Regions from separate parts of the Homo sapiens genome. Here region 2 is linked to region 1. A link is a contact called in ENCODE Hi-C or POLR2A ChIA-PET data. All regions are on one chromosome and are shown on one strand. Each heading gives the region's core, a stretch centred on a gene start or an enhancer-like site at or near the end of the contact. The rest is flanking DNA. Distances are from core to core; before and after follow the strand shown.

Region 1 (7,163 bases), core at 2,270-4,769:
CTCTCCTAGAGTTTCTGCAGGACTTGGCCTATGGATTGTGCTTTGTTTGTTTTTTGGGTAACTCTGGCACCTCATACATTACCTAGCACATGGGAGTTGAGAGAATGAATCAGCTGGAGTGGATGTATTTGGATGGGTGTGTTAAAAAATCAGCCATATATTGCTTCACAGTTACACCTCATCTTCAGGTTGTTAAATCTGACTGGACTCTTAATTTAATAGAGGCCAGCAGGTCCTGATGACTGGTTCTTCATTCCAGGAGCCATAGAATAGTATCAGACAGTCCCTTGAAGGGGTGGGAGGTACCTGGACCTGAAAATTTTGGAGGCTCCCGCAAGCCATTTACACCTATCTCTGAATCTCCTTATACCTTTCACGCTTTTAAAATGGAGGTGCAATCTCATTAGGGCCCACTGGCCCCATCAATCAGTGCCAGGTTCCAGGAACCCAGTAGTTTCAGATTGCCCCCAGTCCTTTGCAACACTGGTTTTCAAATGGGGTATGCAATAGCCGTAAAGTAAATGAAGGCTTGGTAAGCGGTACTCATGCATGGATATATTTAAGGAAATTCATTTCCAGATCCTCAACTTCCAGATGTACTCCACCTGAGAAAGTTCCTGGGGTTGAGGCTCCAAGCCGACTTTTTCTTCATAATTGTAGTTCTGCTAGTCTTCATAAGAAAGGCCAGGCATGGTGGCTCACGCCTGTAATCCCAGCACTTTGGGAGGCAGAGGTGAGTGGATCACCTGAGGTCAGGACTTCAAGACCAGCCTGGCCAACATGGTGAAACCCTGTCTCTACTAAAAATACAAAAATTAGTCAGGCACAGTGGCACGTGCCAGTAATCGCAGCTACTGGGGAGGCTGAGGCAGGAGAATCGCTTGAACCCTGGAGGTGGAGGTTGCAGTGAGCCGAGATCACACCATTGCTCTCTAGCCTGGGCAAGAGTGAGACTCCATCTCAGAGAAAAAAAAAAAAATGGAAAAAAGAAAAGAAAGAAAGGCATATATCTGACCCACCCTGAATGATACATTGCACGGGGCAATTAAAAAAAAGTTCAGAACTGGGGACAGTTAAAAATACAAGATTCAGAAAATAGCCTTCTATTATCTTTTAAAAATATGTCTATATTTTTGTTTGTTTGTTTTGAGACAGGGTCTCGCTCTGTTGCCCAGGCTGGAGTGCAGTGGCGCAACCGTAGCTTACTGCAGCCTCAATCTCCTGAGTTCAAGTGATCCTCCCGCCTCAGCCTCCCAAGTAGCTGAGACTACAGGCGTGTGCCACCACACCCACCTAATTTTTAAAAATTTTTCATAGAGATGAGGTCATACTATATTGCCCAGGCTGGTCCTCAATTCCTAAGCTCAAACAGTTCTCCCATCTTGGCCTCCCAAAGTGTTGATATTACAGGTATGAGTCACTGCACTTGGCCTAATGTTTTTTAAAAATTTTATTTATTTATTTTCTTAGAGATAGGGTCTTGCTCTGTTGCCCAGGTAGAAGTATAGTGGCATGATTATAGCTCACTGCAGCCTTGAACTCCTGGGCTCAAGCAATTCTCCCACCTCAGCCTCCCAAATAGCTAGGACTACAGACACACACCACCACACCTGGCTAATTTTTTAATTTTTGTAGAGATGGAGTTTCTCTATGTTGCCCAGGTTGGTCTCAAACTCCTGGGGTCCAGTGATCCTCCAGACTCAGCCTCCCAAAACATTTGGATTACAGGCTTGAGCCGCTGTGCCCAGCTCACATTATTTATCAAAATTATTTTAAGTGGTATGTGAGCAAAAGACTATGAAGACCACTGGTTCAAGACCATAGGCTATGGTGGCCTTTAGGAGGTTTTCTAAGAGGTAGTGGCCTAGTCTTCTCCACCTCTAGTCCTCTGAAACTGAATCTGTTTCACTAGGCAGACCAAAAAAATCATCGTAGACCAAGAAAGTCATTGCACTTGATTTCTTTGTAATTACCACCATGGTTGACCAGTCTTCTTTTTGAAATACACTTCCCCTGACTTTGGCATCATTGCACATTCCTGATTTTCCCCTCCTTGGCCCCTTGTCCTAAGTTTTTGCTAGCTCCATCTCTTCCAGTTGACCTTTTAAATTCTGGAGTTTCTCAGGGAAGTTATAAGCCTTCTACTCTTTCTATTATTTTCTAAGAAATGTCATCCATGACCACAGTTTCAAATATAATCTGTATCCCAACAACTCCCAACTTTCTATTTCTAGCATAGACCTTGCTCCCAAACTCCTGAATCTGATTGCTTATTCCACATCTATACCTTAATGTCTCGTGGGATTCCCGAACTGCAAAAAGCCAAAGCCAAGTTCATATTCTTTCCATTCATAATGTCTTCCTCCTCTAGGCTTCCCCTGCTTAGTAACAGTGCTCTATCTGCCCAGTTGTTCATGCCAGAGACCTGGAAGGCATTCTTGATGTCTCTTTAACCTCCCCCATAGCCAACCAATAATTTATTCCTATGAATTCTACTTCATGTAAGATTTCCCTAAGCCTCCAGACCAGGCTACATACCCTTATTCTATACCCTCATATAGCACCTTGTACTTCATAGTATTTATTCAAACTGTAATTAAGTAATTATTTTGTGTAATTCTGTCTCCCCCTCTACACCATAAGCTCCATGAACACAAGGACAATACCTGCTTATTTCTGGCATATAGTAGGCTCTCAATTAATATTTGTTTATTTATTTTTTGGGGATGGAGTCTTGCTGTATCACCCAGGCTGGAGTGCAGTGGTGTGATCTCGGCTCACTACAGCCTCCGCCTCCTGGATTCAAGCAATTCTCCTGCCTCAGCCTCCCGAGTAGCTGGTATTACAGGTGCGTGCCACCATGCCCGGCTAATTTTAGTATTTTTAGAGGTGGGGTTTCACCATGTTGGCCAGGCTGGTCTTGAACTCCTGGCCTCAAGTGATCCACCTGCCTCGGCCTCCCAAAGTGCTGGGATTACAGGCGTGAGCCACCACGTCCAGCTGAATATTTGCTAAATGAACAAATGTAAGCACTATTTATAGTGTCGTAGTCTTTCCAGTGTTGTGTAGTGTTCTGCTGTGTGTTTTTGTGATTTAAAACCTATTGCTATGTTCACGGTAGGGGGCAGCAGAGTACGCGGATACTGAGAGAGTCCAGTACTCAGTATTAAAAGGGCAACTTCAGATAAATGACTTAACCTTTCTGAGACTATTTCCTTCTCTGGAAGTCAGGGTTAAGTCTCCTTCCCTTGGATCAAAAGAGATAAGCAGATGTAAAAGGGCTTCACTGCAGGACAAACAGGAGACAATGTGATTAGAGTCAGTTAAGATAAATATTTGTTGAATAAACAGACACAGAGCAAGAGGATTTTGGCTATACGACTGTGGAACAGATTGCAGTAGAGAGTTGACAGATTCCGAAGAGAGAAAATGAAAGCTCCAGGAAGAGACTGGCCTATGCCCAGAGCCAGCCTGTGAAGTCAGCACAGGATGTCCTTGGCATGCTGTCATCTCTGCTCCCTGATCATTGCCCTCCACCTCTACCTCTGGCCTCTAGTTTCCCATCGCTGTGCTGCCGGCTTTTCCTTCCCTTCTCTCCCATCAAAGCACATCTGTCCTATGTCCTGGCCACTCCCAGGCCTGCTCACTGCCATCCACAGTCACTGCTAGTTAACCCAATAAATGGATTCTCACTAAAGTGCCCAGGGCAGGTAGTGTATTATTTTACCATTCTCAATAACACGAATTGGACCTTCTTGAGACGGAATAACTTACTCAAAAATTATGTTTCAAATAATAATAAAGTTTAGGTTTTGTGGAAGGAGAGGAAATGGAAGGTTAACAGAGATGAAGACAGTCCTAACTTGACCGGGCGTGGTGGCTCACACCTGTAATCCCAGCACTTTGGGAGGCCAAGGCAGGCAGATCACCTGAGGTCAGGAGTTCGAGACCAGCCTGACCAACATGGAGAAACCCCGTCTCTACTAAAAATATGAAAATTAGCCAGGTGTGGTGGTGAGCGCCTGTAGTCTCAGCTACTCGGGAGGCTGAGGCCAGAGAATCACTTGAACTTGGGAGGCAGAGGTTGCAGTGAGCCGAGATCATACCACTGTACTCCAGCCTGGGCAACAGAGTAAGACTCCATCTCAAGAAAAAAACAAAACAAAACAGTCCTAACTAATTTCAGGCTCAAGAAAGAATAATTGTACAAATACAAAATCTGTGAGATATGACTTGATAGTAATATGAGGGGAAAAAGCTTTTAAAAATATTCATATGTGTATATATATATATATATATATACACAAACATACACATAATAGATTTGCATACATATAATTTAATTGTAATTTACATTCAGTAAAATTTACATTTTGGTGTAGAGTTCTGTGAGTTTTGACAAATGCAAAGAATTATGTAAACACCACCACACACAAACAAAAAAATAAAACAGTTAATCACCTTCCCAAATTCCCTTTTGTTACCCCTTTGTAGTCAAAGCCTTCCCTACCCTTAAGCCCTGGCAACACTGATATGTTCTCTATTCCTATAGTTTTTTCTTTTCCAGACTGTCATATAAAATGGAACCATACAATATGTTGTATTTTGAATTTGGCTTCTTTCACTTGGCATAATGGATTTAAGATTCATCCATGTTGTTGAGTGTATCAGTAGTCAATTCCTTTTCATTGCTGAGTAGTAGTGTATTGTATGGATGTACCACAGTTTGTTACTCCACTTCCCAGTTGAGGAATATTTAGGTTGTTTCTAGTTTTGGCAATTATGAATAAAGCTTCTGTAAACATTCACGTACAGGTTTTGGTATGAACATAAATTTTCATTTTACTTGGGCTAATTTCTAGGAGGGATTGTTGGAGCCTATGGTAAGTGTGTGTTTAACTTTATAAGAAACCTAGAGGGGCTGTATCATTTTGTTTTCCCACCAGTAATTTATGAGAGTGGCAGTTGTTCCGCCTTCTCACCAACAATTGGTATTGTCAGGGATTTTTTTCAATTTCAATAGGTGTATAGACATACCTTACTGTGGTTTTAATTTGCAATTCCCTACCAACAAATGATGTTGAGCATATTTTCAAATATTTATTTGCCATCCATGTATCTTCTCTGGTGAGGTGCCTGTTCAAAACTTTTGCCTTTTTAAAAAATTGTTTGTTTTCTTATTTCTGAGTTTTGAGAGTTTTTTTTTTTTTTTTTTTTTTTGAGATAGAGTCTCACACTGTTGCCCAGGCTGGACTGCAGTGACGCCATCTTGGCTTACTGCAACCTCTGCCTCCCGGGTTCAAGTGATTGTCCTGCCTCATTCTCCTGAGTAGCTGGGATTACAGGTGCCTGCCACCATGCCTGGCTAATTTTTTTGTATTTTTAGTAGAGACGAGGTTTCACTATGTTGGCCAGGCTGGTCTTGAACTCCTGACCTCGTGATCCGCCTGCCTCAGCCTCCCAAAGTGCTGGGATTACAGGCATGAGGCACTGCGCCCTACTGAGGGTTCTTTATAAATTCTAGGCCAGGCACAGTGGCTCATGCCTGTAGTCCTAGTGCTTTGGGAGGCTGAGCAGGAGGATCACTTGAGGTCAGAAGTTTGAGACCAGCCTGGGCAACATACAAAAATCCTGTCTCTACCAAAAATAAAATAAAATAAAATTTTTTAAAAATGTTAAAAAATAAATTCTGGATTCAAGTCCTTTGTTAGAAATGTGATTTGCGGTCAAGTGCAGTGGCTCACACCTGTAATCCCAGCACTTTGGGAGGCCGAGGTTGGGGGGGGGATCACCGGAGGTCATACACATATATACATATATACATGTATACATATGTATATGTATACATGTATATATGTATATGTAGATATATGTATATATGTACATATATATGTGTGTATATATACATATATATATATATATATATATATATATATATATATTTAGACAGAGTTTTGTCCTTGTTGCCCAGGCTGGAGTGCAATGGCATGATCTTGGCTCACTGCAACCTCCACCTCCCAGGTTCAAGCAATTCTCCTGCCTCAGCCTCCCGAGTAGCTGGGATTACAAGCATGCACCACCACACCCGGCTAATTTTGTATTTTTAGTGGAGACGAGGTTTCTCCACGTTGGTAAGGCTGGTCTTGAACTCTGGACCTCAGGTGATCCGCCTGCCTCGGCCTCCCAAAGTGCTGGGATTATAGGTGTGAGCCACTGCGCCCGGCCAATATATATATATATTTTTGGATTAACGAAGTTTCCTTCTCTAGTTTGCTGAGAGATTTTTTTTTTTTTATCATGAATGGGTTTTAAATTTTGTTAATGCATTTTCTTCATCAGTTAGGATTATCATGTGTTTTTTTCTTCCTTAGTCTGCCAATATGGTGAATTATGCTCATTTATTTATTATTATTATTATTATTGAGATGGAGTCTTGCTCTGTCCCCCAAGCTGGAGTACAGTGGTGCGATCTCAGCTCACTGCAACTTCCACCTCCCGGGTTCAAGCAATTCTCCTGCCTCAGCCTCCCAAGTAGCTGGGACTACTAGTGCACACCACCATACCCAGCTAATTTTTGTATTTTTAGTAGAGACGGGGTTTCACCACGTTGGCCAGGCTGGTCTCAAACTCTTGACCTCAGGTGATCTGCCCGCTTCACCCTCCCAAAGTGCTGGGATTACAGGCGTGAGCCACCATGCCTGGCTATTTTTGAATGTTACACCAGCATTAAATTACCTGGGATAAACTCCACATAGTAGTGAAGTATTATTTTTTAAAAATATATATATATTTCTGGATTCCTTTGCTAATAGTTTGTAGTTTGTTGAAGTTTTGGGGTATATGTTCATGTGAAGTATTGTTCTATAGTTTTCTTGTTATCTTTTTCAAATTTTGGCATCAGGACCATGCTGCCTTCATAAAATGAGCTAAGTTTTTTTGATTTTCTGGAAGAGTTTGTGTGGAATTGATACTATTTCTTTCTTTAACATTTGGTAGAATTTCCCAGTGAAACCATTTGGGGGCCAGGCATGGTGGCGCATGCCTGTAATCCCAGCACTTTGGGAAGCTAAGGCAGGCAGATTGCTTGAGCCAGGAGTTCGAGACCAGCCTGGGCAACATGATGAAAACCCATCTCTACTAAAAATACAAAAAAATTTGCTGGG
Region 2 (7,163 bases), core at 3,268-5,767, 140 kb after region 1:
TAGTTGGAAGTAAAGCACTCCTTAGTAAATGTAAAAGAACAGAAATTATAACAAACTGTCTCTCAGACAACAGTGCAATCAAACTAGAACTCAGGATTAAGAAACTCACTCAAAACCACTCAACTACGTGGAAACTGAACAACCTGCTCCTGAATGACTGCTGGGTACATAACGAAATGAAGGCAGAAATAAAGGTGTTCTTTGAAACCATTGAGAACAAAGACATGACATACCAGGATCTCTGGGACACATTTAAAGCAGTGTGTAGAGGGAAATTTATAGCACTAAATGCACACAAGAGAAAGCCGGAAAGATCTAAAATTGACACCCTAACATCACAATTAAAAGAACTAGAAAAGCAAGAGCAAACACATTCAAAAGCTAGCAGAAGGCGAGAAATAACTAAGATCAGAGCAGTACTGAAGGATATAGAGACACAAAAAACCCTTCAAAAAATCAATGAATCCAGAAGCTCGTTTTTCGAAAAGATCAACAAAATTGAAAGACCGCTAGCAAGACTAATAAGAAAAGAGAGAAGAATCAAATAGATGCAATAAAAAATGATAAAGGGGATATTACCACCAATCCCACAGAAATACAAACTACCATCAGAGAATACTATAAACACCTCTACGGAAATAAACTAGAAAATCTAGAAGAAATGGATAAATTCCTGGACACATACACCCTCCCAAGACTAAACTGGGAAGAAGTTGAATGAATCCCTGAATAGACCAATAACAGGCTCTGAAGTTGAGGCAATAATTAATAGCCTACCAACCAAAAAAAGTCCAGGACCAGACGGATTCACAGCCGAATTCTACCAGAGGTACAAAGAGGAGCTGGTACCATTCCTTCTGAAGCTATTCCAATCAATAGAAAAAGAGGGAATCCTCCCTAACTCATTTTATGAGGCCAGCATCATCCTGATACCAAAGCCTGGCAGAGACATAACAAAAGAGAATTTTAGACCAATATCCCTGATGAACATCAATGCAAAAATCCTCAATAAAATACTGGCAAACCAAATCCAGCAGCACATCAAAAAGCTTATTCACCACGATCAAGTTGGCTTCATCCCTGGGATACAAGGCTGGTTCAACATATGCAAATCAATAAACGTAATCCATCATATAAACAGAACCAAAGACAAAAACCACATGATAATAGGTGCAGAAAAGGCCTTCGACAAAATTCAACAGCCCTTCATGCTGAAAACTCTCAATAAACTAGGTATTGATGGGACGTATCTTAAAATAATAGGAGCTATTTATGACAGACCCACAGCCAATATCATACTGAATGGGCAAAAACTGGAAGCATTCCCTTTGAAAACTGGCACAAGACAGGGGTGCCCTCTCTCAGCACACTCCTATTCAACATAGTGTCGGAAGTTTTGGCCAGGGAAGTCAGGCAGGAGAAAGAAATAAAGGGTATTCAATTAGGAAAAGAGGAAGTCAAATTGTCCCTGTTTGCAGATGACATGATTGTATATTTAGAAAACCCCATTGTCTCAGCCCAAAATCCTCTTAAACTGATGAGCAGCTTCAGCAAAGTCTCAGGATACAAAATCAATGTGCAAAAGTCGCAAGCATTCCTATACACCAATAACAGACAGCCAAATCATGAGTGAACTCCCATTCACAATTGCTACAAAGAGACTAAAATACTTAGGAATCCAACTCACAAGGGATGTGAAGGACCTCTTCAAGAAGAACTACAAACCACTGCTCAATGAAATAAAAGAGGACACAAACAAATGGAAGAACATCCCATGCTCATGAATAGGAAGAATCAATATTGTGAAAATGGCCATATTGCCCGAGGTAATTGATAGATTCAATGCCATCCCCATCAAGCTACCAATTACTTTCTTCACAGAATTGGAAAAAACTACTTTAAAGTTCATATGGAACCAAAAAAGAGCCCACATTGCCAAGACAATCCTAAGCCAAAAGAACCAAAGCTGGAGGCATCACGCTACCTGACTTCAAACTATACTACAAGGCTACTGTAACCAAAACAGCATGGTACTATTACCAAAACAGAGATATAGACCAGTGGAACAGAACAGAGCCCTCAGAAATAATGCCGCATATCTACAACTGTCCGATCTTTGACAAACCTGACAAAAGCAAGAAATGGGGAAAGGATTCCCTATTTAATAAATAGTGCTGGGAAAACTGGCTAGCCACATGTAGAAAGCTGAAACTGGATCCTTTCCTTACACTTTATACAAAAATTAATTCAAGATTGATTAAAGACTTAAATGTTAGACCTAAAACCATAAAAACCCTAGAAGAAAATCTAGGCAATACTATTCAGGCCATAGGCACGGGCAAGGACTTCATGACTAAAACACCAAAAGCAATGGCAACAAAAGCCAGAATTGGCAAATGGGATCTAATTAAACTAAAGAGCTTCTGCATAGCAAAAGAAACTACCATCAGAGTGAACAGGCAACCTACGGAATGGGAGAAAATTTTTGCAATCTACCCATCTGACAAAGGGCTAATATCCAGAATCTACAAAGAACTTAAATTTACAAGAAAAAAGCAAACAGCCCCATCAAAAACTGGGCGAAGGATATGAACAGACACTTTTCAAAAGAAGACGTTTATGCAGCCAACAGACACAGGAAAAAATGCTCATCATCACTGGCCATCAGAGAAATGCAAATCAAAACCACAATGAGATACCATCTCACACTAGTTAGAATGGCGATTATTAAAAAGTCAGGAAACAACAGGTGCTGGAGAGGATGTGGAGAAATAGGAACACTTTTAAACTGTTGGTGGGACTGTAAACTAGTTCAACCATTGTGGAAGACAGTGTGGCGATTCCTCAAGGATCTAGAACTAGAAATACCATTTGACCCAGCCATCCCATTACTGGGTATTTACCCAAAGGATTATAAATCATGCTGCTATAAAGACACATGCACGTGTATATTTATTGCAGCACTATTCACAATAGCAAAAGACTTGGAACCAACCCAAATGTCCATTTAATGGTAGGCTGGATTAAGAAAATGTGGCACATATACACCATGGAGTACTATGCAGCCATAAAAAATGATGAGTTCATGTCCTTTGTAGGGACATGGATGAATCTGGAAACCATCATTCTGAGCAAACTATCGTTAAGGACAGAAAACCAAACACCGTGTGTTCTCACTCATAGGTGGGAATTGAGCAATGAGAACACTTGGACACAGGGTGGGGAACGTCACACACCAGGGCCTGGCATGGGGTGGGGGGAGGGGGGAGGGATAGCATTAGGAGATATACCTAATATAAATGACGAGTTAATGGGTACAGCGCACCAACATGGCACATGTATACATATGTAACAAACCTGCATGTTGTGCACAAGTACCCTAGAACTTAAAGTATAATAAAATAAAAAACAGCAAAAATAAATAAATAAAAACCATGTAAGTTATATTGAACGTAATGAAACTGAATGACAGTGTTCTTCAGAGGTGAAGTTTTGATTATTATATCACATAGTAAGTTATTTTAAAATGTAATAGAAACTAATTAAACTTAGTCTTTACGTTTAAGAAGAGACATTTTCATATTTTGAATCTCACAGTCTGATAGAAATAATTATAGCTTCTTAAACTTGTTTAAAAATGCTTTTCAAAGAGTTGCACATTATTTGCTTCTTGCAAAATCTCAGGAGATTGAGGTGAAGTTAAAGGGGAGGGAAATTAATATTTGTATATCTTTGCTATGTGATCATCATTTCTTTATTCATTAAGTAAGTACTTATTTGAAACTTACTATGTTTTAGGTTTTCTTGTAAGATTTTTTTTCCTCTTAGCTTTGTTCCATATGAACAAAGGATTCTGTGGCCGTCAGTTTGAGAACTACTACCCTATGTGTGCTGTATCAAATACTCTGTCTTGGAATCTGTGGGGAATACAAAGTGGGATCTGTTTGTGTTGTCCTCAAGGAACGTTTAGTCTAGGGAAGAAATAACATAGGTTTGGCCGGGCGCAGTGACTCACGCCTGTAATCCCAGCACTCTGGGAGGCCGAGGCGGGTGGATCACAAGGTTAGGAGATGGAGACCACGGTGAAACCCCGTCTCTACTGAAAATACAAAAAATTAGCCGGGCGCAGTGGCGGGCGCCTGTAGTCCCAGCTACTCGGGAGGCTGAGGCAGGAGAATGGCGTGAACCCGGGAGGCAGAGCTTGCAGTGAGCCGAGATCGCGCCACTGCACTCCAGCCTGGGTGGCAGAGCGAGACTCCCTCTCAAAAAAAAAAAAAGAAATGGTTTGTAAATAGGTGCAAAGTAAAAGTGCTAAATGTTACAAATGAGTTGTAGATTGTTTTGGGGGTCTGAAGAGCATGCTTCTGGTTGGGGGAAATCAAGAAGACTTCCTGCAGGAGATTATATTTGAGCAGTGACTTGGTTATTGCTACAGAACTAGTCACCCCGAAACCTAGCAGCCGGAAGTAACAAGAATCATTTATCTGTCAACAATTCTTGGTTGACTGAGTGGCTCCTCTGCTTCATGTGCTGTTGGGTAGGGTGGTACTGAGATATCTGGAATGTCCAAAATGGTCTCTCTCACATCCCTGGCAGGTTGGTGCTGGCTGTCAGCTGGAGATCAACTAAGGATGTTGCTCTTGGCCTCATTTCTTCTCCTTATGGCCTCCCCATTGGCTGTGTTCTCACAGCATGATGTTTGGGTTCCAGGATGGCAAGAGCGAAGTCTGTCAGGCTTTTTATTTTTTTTTAATGACAGAGTCTCCCTCTGTTGCCGAGGCTGGAGTGCAGTGGCTCTATGTTGGCTCACTGCAACGTCTGCCTCCGTGGCTCAAGTGCTTCTTGTACTTCAAATTCCTGAGTAGCTGGGATTACAGGTGTGTAGCACCACATCCGGCTAATTTTTGTACTTTTAGTAGAGATGGGGTTTTGCCATGTTGGCCAGGCTGGTCTCAAACTCCTGGCCTCAAGTAATCCGCCCACCTTAGCCTCCCAAAGTGCTGGGATTACAGGTGTGAGCCTGGCTTTCTTAAGGCTTGTGCTGGAAGTGGCCTAGTGTCACTTCTACCACATGCTGTTAGTTGAGGTGTGTCATACCAGCCCAGATTTAGTGTGAGAAGGGGCTTTACAGGGGCCTGAATACTAGGAAGTGTGGTTCATTGGGGACTGTCTTTGTGTTCATGGGAACTCCAGTTGGGACTAAAGCTCAAACTGATGCTTTAGTGTCTGGTCTGTGTTGGTTACTAAAACAATGTATGTACTTTTTTTTAAAAAAACTAGGAAATTTCTCCTCTTCTCTCCATGGAGGCTATGGCATTTGTTACTGAAGAGAGGAAACTTACCCAAGAAACCACTTATCCAAATACTTACATTTTTGACTTGTTTGGAGGTGTTGATGTAAGTAGCTATTTATTATTACTACTGCTGTTACTACTGCTTAATGGTTTGGGAATTTAACTTTTGAAATGGGAGATAGGAAAGATTTCAGAATTTATAACATTTCAGATTTTAACTTTTAGAAGCTTAGCGGCATTTACATGTTGAAGCAGCATAGTTTTTACTTCAGAAGAATTCATTTATTTAAATTGGTGTATACCTTTTTAAAAAAATACTAAGTGAAAAGTACATCTCTAAATTTCCCAGTGTCCCCTCCTCAGAACCAGTTGTGATTACTAGTTTCTTGTGTGTCCTGCTTAAGATGTTTTGTTTTTTTTGTGTGTGTGTGTGTGTGTGTGTGTGTGTGTGTAAATATTCCCCACCACCTCCACCTTAGTTTATTTTCTCCGCACATAGAGTGATATACCATATACACGGCTACACTATTCTGTACCTTCTTTCTTCTTCTTTTTTTTTTTTTAATTAAAACAATTTTAGGCCGGGCGCAGTGGCTCACGCCTGTAATCCCAGCACTTTGGGAGGCCAAGGCAGGTGGATCGTGAGGTCAGGAGTTCGAGACCAACCTGTCCAAGATGGTGAAACCCTGTCTCTACTAAAAATACCAAAATTAGATGGGCACGGTGGCAGGCACTTGTAATCCCAGCTACTCAGGAGGCTGAGGCAGGAGAATTGCTTGAAGCCGGGAGGCAGAGGTTGCCGTGAGCCAAGATCATACCACTGCACTCTAGCCTGGGTGATGAGCTCTCAAAAAAAAATTAAATGGTTAGTGTTTCCTGGTGTGATTGTGCCATAATTTATTTACCCAGGCCCCAGTTGACTGGCATTTATAATTTTTCCACACCATTTCTCTTACAGACAAGGTTGCAGTAAAGATCTTTTACATATTTTTGTATACATGTGAGTATATACCTTTGGAACAAGAACGTATGTTTTTTATTGTTTATAAATCTGAAGTTTACCTACCTAAGAAGTTTTGTCAGTTTATATCCCCAGGAACAAAGTATGAGCGTCTGTTTACCCATACCATCACCAACATACTGTGTTTATGTGTGTATTTTTATAGACTTTGTTACTGAAGTATAACCTTCATACAGAAAAGTACACCAATAATTACCACAAAATACATTCACTTTTGCACTACCACCCAAATTAGGAAATAGAACATTACCAGTACCCAGAAGCCCCCTTCCACAAACAGTGTATTTTAAGTATTTACTAAGCAGTTATGAGAAAAGTGATATTTTTCCATAGTTTTTTTTAATCAGCTTTATTAAGATATGGTTCATATACCATACATTTCACCCATTTGAAGTACACAATTCAGTGGTTCTTAGTATATTTGCAGATATGTGCAACCATCACCACAGTCAACTTTAGAGCATTTTCATCACCTCAAAAAAGAAACTCCATGTGTTTTATCTAGCACTCCCCTACCTCTACCACCTCCTCCCCCTCTCCCCACACTAGTATACTTTTTGTCTCTATAGATTTCTCTGTCGTGGACGTTTTGTATAAATTTAGTTATATAATATGTGGTCTTTTGTGACTGGCTTCTTTTCACTTAGCGTAATGATTTCTAGATTCATCTGTGTTGTAGCATGTATCAACACTCATTTTTATGGTCAAATGATGTTTCACAGTGTGGATATGCCACATTTTTTATTTGTTGAGAGGCATTTGGATTGCCTCCGTCTTTTTGCTATTATGAATAACAGTGCTATAAACATTCTTGCACAGGTTCTTTGTGGACATGTTTTCATTTCTCT

Evidence for each region. A loop is a pair of places that touch in the nucleus more often than their neighbours do. ChIA-PET counts read pairs that join two places held with the same protein, here RNA polymerase II (POLR2A). Pooled maps may share reads with other maps.
Region 2: a pooled map shows a loop between it and region 1 (2.5-fold over the local background). The contact joins two enhancer-like sites. A Hi-C loop is called at or near these places in 2 of 50 pooled maps. POLR2A ChIA-PET finds 5 or more read pairs at or near these places in 2 of 52 experiments (WTC11 and activated B cell).

The regions. Positions count from the first base shown.
Region 1 is chr20:35,204,532-35,211,694 of GRCh38, reverse strand. All of the region lies in intron 4 of MMP24-AS1-EDEM2 (MMP24-AS1-EDEM2 readthrough), which reads left to right. It also overlaps a transcript of PROCR not described here. Among named protein-coding and RNA genes, the nearest start is that of MMP24, 19 kb to the left of the region's middle. Within about 2 kb of position 3,519, at least 22 of the 41 ENCODE cell types and tissues checked have a DNase peak (open chromatin) inside an H3K27ac peak, as active enhancers do.
Region 2 is chr20:35,067,530-35,074,692 of GRCh38, reverse strand. TRPC4AP (transient receptor potential cation channel subfamily C member 4 associated protein) reads left to right here. Exons shown (of 19, transcript NM_015638.3): 3 at 5,281-5,397. Among named protein-coding and RNA genes, the nearest start is that of TRPC4AP, 22 kb to the left of the region's middle. RefSeq lists an enhancer at 4,186-4,355. Within about 2 kb of position 4,517, at least 3 of the 41 ENCODE cell types and tissues checked have a DNase peak (open chromatin) inside an H3K27ac peak, as active enhancers do.